Regions from separate parts of the Homo sapiens genome. Here region 2 is linked to region 1. A link is an interaction called in ENCODE POLR2A ChIA-PET data of the cell type or tissue named here. Cell type or tissue: OCI-LY7. All regions are shown on one strand.

Region 1 (5,000 bases):
TCTCCTGCCTCAGCCTTCCGAATATCTGGGATTACAGGCATATGCCTCCATGCCCGGCTAATTTTTGTATTTTGAGTTGAGACGGGGTTTCGCCATGTTGGCCAGGCTGGTCTCAAACCCCTGACCTCAGGTGATCCGCCCACCATGGCCTCCCAGAGTGCTAGGATTACAGGTGTGAGCCACTGCACCTGGCCGAGTCCACTCATTTTCTAACAGCAGTTCTCAGGTTCCTGTCCTTTAGGCCCATTTAGTTATACATTTGCATAATGCTTTGCAATTTTAAAAACACTTTTCTTAGACTGTGATCCTGTGGGAATTATTATTCCAATTTCTTGCGATTTTTTTTTTTTTAATTTTGCAAGCTGCCATGAATTCTTAGGAAAAAATGCATGGTAAACATTAGGCATACTTTTCAATATATGTGCAATGTGCGATATGCCACACATATGGCCAAAATGCAGTTGGCTCATTTTGACAGTTTTTTTTTTTGTTTTTTTTTTTAACGCTGCCATGCTGTTCCAATTGGTTTGGCTTGACAGTTTTGAAATTGACAATTTCTGCCTCTCCCAATCATTGCTCTCAAGGGCAGGGGTACCACACTGGACATTTCATTGGATCTTCGAAGGCCCTACATACAATGCTGATTCCCAGGCAGATACTTCATAGATGTTTACTTTCCATTGAGTTTATTTTGAGTTATTAGTAGGATGCCTTAGTTGGGATTCCATTTCCAACCTGAGGATCAGCAAAAATCATTTTATGCATCTGCAGTGTTCTTGTTAGGTAAGCACTGTTGGGACAGGTAGAGTGAATGGTTTAAATGCTTTCCTGTTAGATACCCTTATTTTTAAAGTGTGAGGTGTCCTTTCTTGATTTCTTTTCTTTTTTTTTTTTGATACGGAGTCTCGCTCTGTCACCCAGACTGGAGTGTAGTGGCGCGATCTGGGCTCACTGCAACCTCCGCCTCCCAGGTTCAAGCAATTCTCCTGCCTCAGCCTCCCAAGTAGCTGTGATTATAGGCACGTGCCACCACGCCTGGCTAACTTTTGTATTTTTAGTAGAGATGGGGTTTTGCCATGTTGGCCAGGCTGGTCTCGAACTCCTGACCTCAGGTGATCTGCCTGCCTCGGCCTCCTAAAGTGCTGGGATTACAGGGATGAGCCACCCCGTCCGATTCTTGATTTATTTTCTGTAATTGATTTGATGTGTGCAAATGTGTTTATCAATAGGAAGAGCACTTTCTGGAAGGCATTATTCAGAAGATTAAAGGAGAAATCCTCACCATCAGTTCTTAGTTTCTTGAAGCCCGTGGTGGAAATGGATACACAGATGACACAGAGACCATCCATTTTTCTGTTTTCTGTGTGTTTCTAGCCCCAGGCAAATCCTGCCAAGCTCTGTCTATTTTAATGGCCCCTGTTTCTGGTGTCACCTCTGGCTTGAGAACTGCATTTCCATTAGCCCCCCTTTCGTTCTCTTTAAGGATGGGGGGATTACTGTTCTCCAGGCATCATCAAGCAGAAAATCAGCACAGAGATGCTTATGAGCATGCTCTATCACACTAGTGTTTTTTAGATTTATTTTAGTGTTTAATTCTAGTATTTTATGGGAAACTAGTCTGTCTTTTGATATTGAATTACATAAAAATTATAAGCCCTGCTAAGCTTTGAGTGTGATTAAAAAACAGCTGAACATTTGAAACTTGGTCTGTATGGGATCCTAATTTGGGGTTCTCATGTGTGAAGGTCTCCTTTGATATCAAATATATAATGTTCCTTTAATGTAATACTGTCTATAAATGTGATTTTTTTTTCTCCAAGAAAGTTTAGTCTCTGCCCTACTTAACCTAAATATATAGCCCACCAGTATTTTATTTCTCTTTATCATAGGAACATAATTCAAGATCTCTTAGATTATGGTGATTCATAAACTTTCTAAATAAATTCTTTGCAAAATCATTAGATAAATATATATTATTTTAAATAAAGTAGGCAACGGTATAGTAATATCCTTCCCCCAAGACACAGAGTTAAGGCAACTTAATATGTTTGTATGTAAGAGGGGAAAAAAAGGTGACACAGATGTAAACCGGAAGGCCCAAGGTTCTTATCTTTGGGCAGAGGATTACATCTGGGTGCTTTTTATTTTCCATTTGCTCATCGGTTTTCTGAAATTTCCACAGCAGACTGTTACCTTGGTAGTGAGAAACAAAATGATACTTGATTTTTCAAAGAGGGTCATTTATACCTGTCCCCAGCCTCTTCCGCCTCCCAAGTGAAATGGGGCTTGCCAGCTGATTCATTTATGTTCTTTCTTGTTTTCTAAGTTAGTATATTGCTCAAAACAGCCCTTGCGAGCTCTAGGAGCTCAGGAGCAGTTTGGTGTCCTCAAAGCAGCCCCTTCCCTAAAGCTACAGCCTCTGGGTTAAGGACATGTAGCAGAGGTACTAGTGTGAGATGTCTGGGTTTTCTGGTTTGTTCTTGGACCCACAAAGCGCAGAGAGCTCCCAAACATGTTCTCAGGATGGGCGAGGGTAGAAGGTGTAAGTCTTGGTGCCTATCTGCAAGTGAAGGTGTTTTTAAGACACCATGTGCGTGAGCATGTGACCCATGTGGTTTATGATGCTGACTTTTTCCTCTGGGGAAATGCGAAATACTTAAAGCTCTTATCTGTCTGTACTGATTTTGAAAGCCAAGAGCCTAAGATTTTGACAATTAGTTAAAAAAAAAAATCTGCAAGTCATGTGGGAATTGTAAAAATCTTATGGGGAATAATAATTTTAACTTAACCAATAAATAACACAATAAAAATTAAAGCACTTAAAATACTGATTTAAGTGCTTTATTTGTTATTGCATAAATAAATAAATCAGGGAGCTGATTTACCCCACCACCCCTACCCATGTCAGACTCAAATTTTACTAGGATTATCTTGTTTCTTTTGCGTATTTATAGCTACTTTTCCTATGTTATTTGCCTTTAGGGCAAATTATATTCTCTTTGAGAATATTTTATTCTTATTTAAATTCTTTATTGTCTTGAATAGGCACAGTAACAATAAATTTATTCAAAATTCAACAATGGGGAAGAACTTTAATTAACCTGATTATTTTATATTTTTCTAGTGGAGTAGTGGTGTTAGTTCTACCATCAGAGCAGTAATAGTTGTTTTAGATTAAATTTTACCTTGAAAAAGTTGATATTGGAGACATGAAGTTTTCTTTTTTTTTTTTTTCTTGAGATGGAGTCTCACACAGTCACCCAGTCTGGAGTGCGATGGCCCAATCTTGGCTCACTGCAGCTCTGCCTCCTGGGTTCAAGCGATTCTCCTTCCTCAGCCTCCCAAGTAGCTGGGATTACAGGCGCCTGCCACCACGCCTGGCTAATTTTTTGTATTTTTAGTAGAGCCAGGGTTTCACTATGTTGGCCAGGCTTGTCTCGAACTCCTGCCCTCGTTATCCTCCTGCCTTGGCCTCCCAAAGTGCTGGGATTACAGGCGTGAGCCACCGCATCCAGCCCCTATGAGGTTTTCATGTGTTTTGGAGGCCCTCTGTAGTGCATCAGTATCCCCCATCACATAGTGTGTACGCAGTCAGCCAGCTCTGCTTGATGGGCTGGGTGTATGGGGAGATGTTTCTGGGTATGGTGTGGGGTTTTGTGTGTGGTGTGTTGTGAATGTGGTATGTGTATGTATACTTGTGTATTTTGTATGTGTAGTTTGGATGAGATGTGCATGTGTGTAGTATGTGACATACATGGTGTATGTGTGTGTATGTGGAATATGGTGTGCATGTCTGGAGTATCTGGCATGTGTGTAGATGTGTAGTGTGTGCGGCATACATGGTAAGTAGATATATGTATGTGGCATATATGATATGATCTGTGTGTGCGCGTTAGTGTGTCTGCAGGAGCATTCGAGAATGCCAGCGAGGATGCATTTCCTATCATCTGTTCTTAATGGAGAAGGATTTCTGGAAGCAGCAGATGGTGTGAAGTGTGCAGCTGTGAAGTTAGAAGAAAATCTTGGTAAGGACCAGATTGGTTCTGGGCAGGAAGGAGTATCCTCATAAAATCAAGCCCCTAAAGCTATAAACATCAGATAGCAGGGCCCGAGGCAAGCGGGGGTTTGAGAGGAGTCACAATGTGCTCTCATTTACAAAAGTAGTGGCTGCCAGCTTTTTATCCAAAATCCCTTAGGAATTACAGTTGTTTTACGGGCCCAAAATGCTTTGTAACTCAGCAGATGGCTTGAAGACTTCAGTATCTTCCCATTTTTACTTTAAGGTCAAAAGGATTCTAATTAAAGTTAAAGCTACAATCTCAATGTCATTGTTTAAATGAATTCACCAAGACAATAGTTGTGGAATCTTTTCAGAGGAAATTTAAGATGTTAATTTCCCACTGAAGTATAGTCTAATAATTGAGCTAAATAATGGCACTAAAGAATGACTTGGGGGTTTGCCCTCTTGGAGTCCATTTATTCTTAAAGAAAGATTTTTCCCTTTAATTATCAAACTAATAATGGCCATTGGAGGTGGGGAACTGGGAAGAAAAAAAATCACCAAAAATTCCACTCCCAAAGAAAATCATTGTAAATATTCAGTCATTTCCCAAGCATATCTGTAGATGTCCGAGTGTGTGTAGATGTCTATTTTGGTTTATTTTGCAGATCTGTGCTCATGTTATATACATAAAAGCTATATCCTTCCATTCGCCTTAAGATTCTATTATTTTCTCACTTTGAAAGGCCTTTAACTGAAGTCCACTGAAATCTTCAACAACACGGTTCATTTGTCTTTGAGACGGGTTGTTAGAACAAAAATTTGAACAGTTCTTTTAAAATACTGAAATAAGTGAGACCCAGTATTGATGGGAATGACTTTCTGCCCAGCTGTTTTCTTGTTGGCTGATTCCATAGGAATTGCCCGCATATGAAAAAGAAAATTGTAACAGATTAAAAAACAAAACCTCATCTGCTTGACATTAAATGTTACTTGTAAC
Region 2 (5,000 bases), 120 kb before region 1:
TGTTATGTTAACGTAGAGCCTTAGATATTAATAGAGGCAGCTTCCTCAAACCATTCCACAAAATGACGTGATAGCTTTACCTTTCCAAAAAATAAACTAGGATGTGCATAACATTTTGGTGTTATGTCTAAAGTTTCATTAAAATGTACCATGCAAAACAATCTAAGTATTTCTTTTTCTTTTTCTTTTTTTTTTTTTTTTGAGACTGAGTTTCGCTCTTGTTACCCAGGCTGGAGTGCAATGGTGCGATCTCAGCTCATTGCAACCTCTGCCTCCCGGATTCAAGCAATTCTCCTGCCTCAGCCTCCGGAGTAGCTGGGATTACAGGCATGTACCACTATGCCCAACTAATTTTGTATTTTTAGTAGAAACAGAGTTTCTCCATGTTGAACAGGCTGGTCTCCAACTCCCAACCTCAAGTGATCTGCCCACCATAGCCTCCCAAAGTGCTGGGATTACAGGTGTGAGCCACTGCGCAAGGCCCAATCTAAGTGTTTCTTGACATATCTGGCTGGCTGAGGATAGCACAGAGCCAGTTTAAACAGCTAAGAAAAAGTCGGTTTATCCTTGTGGCTATATTTGTGGTTGAAATTGTGAAGGCCAAGTGTCCTGTATTTTCTTGAAGGACATTTTTTTCTTTTCCTTTGACTATTCTCTTGTTGATCACTTTTTAAATTTCTCACAACAGTCATTCTTAAGTAAACCACTCAAAGGGTGTAGGGAGTGAAAAGAGCTGCCGTCTGGTTTCTGACAGAAGTGGTTTACCTCTTGCTTCCCTACTTCCCATTAGCATTGGCTTCTTCATCTATAAAGAATCATTTAACAAAATGACATTTGTCTCGTAGAGCTGGTAGAGTAGTTAAATGGGATTATGTATGGAAGGACCTTAGCACAATGCCTGCACAAAATAAAAACTAAATAAATGTAAGGTAGATGCAGTGGCTCATGCCTGTAGTCGTCCCATCTACCTGAGGCTGAGACAGAAGGGTTCATTGAGCCCAGGAGTTCAAGACTGCAGTGCACACTGATGGCACCTGTAAGTAGCCACTGCACTCCAGCCTGAGCAATATAGCAAGAGCCTATCTCTAAAAAAAAAAAAAATGTTTTTTTTGAGACACTGTCTCACTGTGTCACCTAGGCAGGAGTGCAATGGTGTGATCTCAGCTCACTGCAACTTCTGCAACCCCAGCTCAAGATATCCTACCATCTCAGCCTCCCAAGCAGCTGGGACTACAGGCACTTACCAGCACATGCAGCTAATTTTTGTATTTTGTGTACAGCTGGGGTTTCTCCATGTTTCCCAGGCTGGTCTTGAACTCCTGGGTTCAAGCAATCTTCCTGCTTTGGCCCCCAGAAAAATTGTTAATGTTGAAAAAACACTAAATAAATGTAAGCTTACAAAATAGACCTCCTCACCCCAGGCTACCTCAGTCCTTGCAAATGATCTTGCTTGACTCCTACTTTACTGAGATGATGAAGCTCTCAATCTACCCTCTTCTTTATGCTCATCCTTAACCTATCTATCTCATTCCCTCTGTATTCCTATCTCAAGAAAAAACAGGTTGTCTTTCCTGCCAAGGCTATCCCTACATCTTTGATCTCCTTTCTTCTCTCCCTCCTTCCTTCCTTCCCTCCCTCCCTTCTTCCCTTCCTCCTTCCTTCCCTCCCTCCTTCATTCTCTCTTTTCTTCCTTCTTTCCTTCCTTCCCTCCTCCCTTCCTTCTTTTCCTTCCTCCTTCTCTCCCTCCCTTCTCTCTCTGAACCTTGCTCAGTTCTCTTCTCCCTTAGATCAGCAGTTCTCTACATGTGCCCTGTCTCTTCTTTTTATTATAAATAGATTCAGTTCTCTCCTGCCCTATAGAAACAAACCATCTTTTTTTTTTTTTTTTTGAGACGGAGTCTCGCTCTGTCACCCAGGCTGGAGTGGAGTGGCGCGGTCTCGGCTCACTGTAAGCTCTGCCTCCCGGGTTCACGCCATTCTCCTGCCTCAGCCTCCCGAGTAGCTGGGACCACAGACGCCCACCACCACGTCTGGCTAATTTTTTGTATTTTTAGTAGAGACGGGGTTTCACTGTGTTAGCTAGGATGGTCTTGATCTCCTGACCTCGTGATCCGCCCGCCTCGGCCTCCCAAAGTGCTGGGAATACAGGCTTGAGCCACCGCACCCGGCCAAAACAAACCATCTTTAAGCATTATATTTTAGTTATCTATTGCTGCATAATATATTGCTTCAAGACTTAGTGACTTGAAACAACCATAAGTATTTCTCATCTCCCATGGTTTCTATGAGTCTGGCATTGAGTGGCAGCTTGGTTGGGCAGTTCTGGCTTGGGGTCTGTCAAAAGTTGCATTCAGGTCAGCTGAGGCTGCAGTATCTGAAGGGTTAATGGAAATGGAGGATCCACTTCTGAGGTAGCTCACTGCCGAAGCTGGCAAATTTGTGTTGACAAGTGGAGTCCTCTCTGTGTAAGCATCTCCACAGGGCTGCCTGAGTGTTCTCATAACATGGTGGCTAGCATTATCCCACGGTGTGTGATTCATGAAGCCAATGCAGAAGCTATAATTTCTTTACGAACTAGCTTTGGAAGTCACATGCTGTTATTTCCTCTGTATTCTGTTGGTCACACAGAGCAGTCCTGGTACAACATGGCACAACAAAAGTACATGAACACTAAAAGGCAATAACGATTGGGGGCCAACTCAGAGGCTGACTACTCCACCTACTAGCACTCTCTTTGTTCTCCTGTGACTTTGAAAAGGTTGCCCACCATGGCTCCAATTTCTCATCCTCTACTCTCTCAGGCAGAGTTCCTGTTTGCAAGCAATTAAAATTGACTGTAGGTATTCCAAAGAGAAGTTTATTAAAAAGATATTGTTGGAAGTGCTGGAGAACCAGAGTTGCTGAAGTTGAGTCTCCAAAAAGAATGCCCAAAACCAGGCCACAAGACTGGGCAGAAGAACCAAAATTTCCCTTGCTGTGGCCACTGCTACTGCTGTTGCTCAAAAAGCCAAAGTTTCTGCTGCCACTCGCCCAACAAAAATACAGCTAATCCTTGAACAACACAGGTTTGAAATGCACTTATACATGGATTTTTTTTTGCATGGATTTTTTTCAACAAAAGTTACACTGAGTGTGCTTGTGTCTCCTGCTTCCTGTTCCACGTCTTCTGCTTCTGCCACCCCTGAGACAGAAAGACCAGCCCCTCCTCTTCCTCCTCCTTCTCAGCCTGATCAGCATGAGGATGACAAGGATGAAGACCTTTATGATGATCCGCTTCCACTAAGTGAATAGTGTATTAGTTCGTTCTCACACTGCTATAAAGACATACCCGAGACTGATTAATTTATAAAGAAAAGAGGTTTAATTGACTTATAGTTATGCATGGCTGGGGAGGCCTCAGGAAACTTACAGTCATGGCGGAAGGGGAAGAGGCACGTCTTACATGGTGGCAGGCGAGAGAGAGAAGAGGGAACAAGGGAGGAGCTTCCAAACAGTTATAAAACCATCAGATCTCTTGAGAACTCACTCACTATCATGAGAACAGCATGAGGGAAACCACCTGCATGATCCGATCACCTCCCACCTGGTCCCTCCCTCAATAACTGGGGATTACAACTCAAGATGAGATTTGGGTGGGAATACAAAGCCTAGCCATATCAAATAGTAAATATATTTTCTTATTATTATTTTCTTAATGACATTTTCTTTTCTCTAGCATATTTTATTGTAAAAATACAGTATATAATACATATATAAAATATGTGTCAACTGTTTATATAGGCTTCCAGTCAATAGTAGGCTATTACTACTTAAGTTTTGGGGAATAAAAAGTAATACATGGATTTTTGACAGCACAGGGGTCATTGCCCCAGCCCCATGTTGTTCAAGGGTCAACTGTAGTAAAAGATCCCACAAGAAAGTCTCTTTCTCAAGCTGTTGGTTTGTGAACAGGTGGTTAATATGGGTGTATCTGATGAGAAGCTGCATACATCACATTCCTGCATCTCAGCTGCTAGAGAGGCTGAGAATCTCAATTTTCTGAGTTCTGTTTTGGTGAGGCAAGATGCAAAAGGCTAGAAATATCCCAAACATAATAAGAGTTTTCAGAAAGCGTAGGCCACCCAAAAAGAATGACAAACTGTCTGCAATATCCTCTTCCTTCTTAATCCTTGCAATTTGGCTTCTGTCTAAATTCCACTAAAGCCGCTTCTCAGTGGTCTCCAGTGATGTTACATGGGCCTTCCCACCCTTGGATCATTCCTGCACCTAGTGGGGAAATTAACTTGGCCAGCATCTTAGGTCAAGTTCCCCAGAAGTGGACACTGAGTGAATTCATGCCTTTGATTTTTTTTTTTTTTTTTTTTTTTTGAGATGGAGTCTCACTGTGTCGCCCAGGCTGGAGTGCAGTGGTGTGAACTCAGCTCATTGCAACCTCTGCCTCCTGGGTTTAAGTGATTCTCCTGCCTCAGCCTCCCGAGTAGCTGGGATTACAGGCATGCACCACCATGCCCAGCTAATTTTTGTATTTTTAGTAGAGACAGGGTTTTGCCATGTTGGCCAGGGCTGGTCTTGAACCCCTGGCCTCAGGTGATCCACCCGCCTCGGCCTCCAAAAGTCCTGGGATTACAGGTATGAGCCACTGTGCCCACCCATGCCTTTGATTTATTAAGGAAGTTTCTCCAGAGGAGTCAGGTTAGGAGGTGGGGGACATAGGACAGCAGGGTCCTACATAAGGCCCTACATGACTGTGCTCTGTCTCCCCAACTTCATCTCACCACACATTCCCCTTGCTCACAAAGCTCCCTCCACAGCAATCTGCTCCCTGCTGCTGCTACACACCATGCCCTTTCTTGCTTGAGAGCTACTGTCGTTGCTCTTCCCTCCACCTGAAGACATTTCCCCTGGCGTGGGACATGGTCCTCATCATCCTTCGGGCCTCAGTTCCCTTGGCATCCTATCTCAGTGGCCTTTTCACTCCTTCCCCAGGTGGTAGCAATCAT

The links. Peaks named below come from ENCODE experiments on the same cell type or tissue, not always from the same donor. Only the 100,000 strongest peaks of a DNase experiment are listed, where the experiment ranks them.
Region 2: POLR2A ChIA-PET joins it to region 1 with 6 read pairs; 2 of 35 experiments call an interaction of 5 or more read pairs at or near these places.

The regions. Positions count from the first base shown.
Region 1 is chr9:87,533,769-87,538,768 of GRCh38, forward strand. All of the region lies in intron 2 of DAPK1 (death associated protein kinase 1), which reads left to right. Among named protein-coding and RNA genes, the nearest start is that of DAPK1-IT1, 17 kb to the right of the region's middle. In OCI-LY7, no CTCF peak of the experiment used is centred here; DNase peaks (open chromatin) are centred at 2,123 and 2,573; H3K27ac peaks cover 510 bases.
Region 2 is chr9:87,417,100-87,422,099 of GRCh38, forward strand. It overlaps the pseudogene LOC112268032. Among named protein-coding and RNA genes, the nearest start is that of DAPK1, 78 kb to the right of the region's middle. In OCI-LY7, no CTCF peak of the experiment used is centred here; no DNase peak of the experiment used is centred here.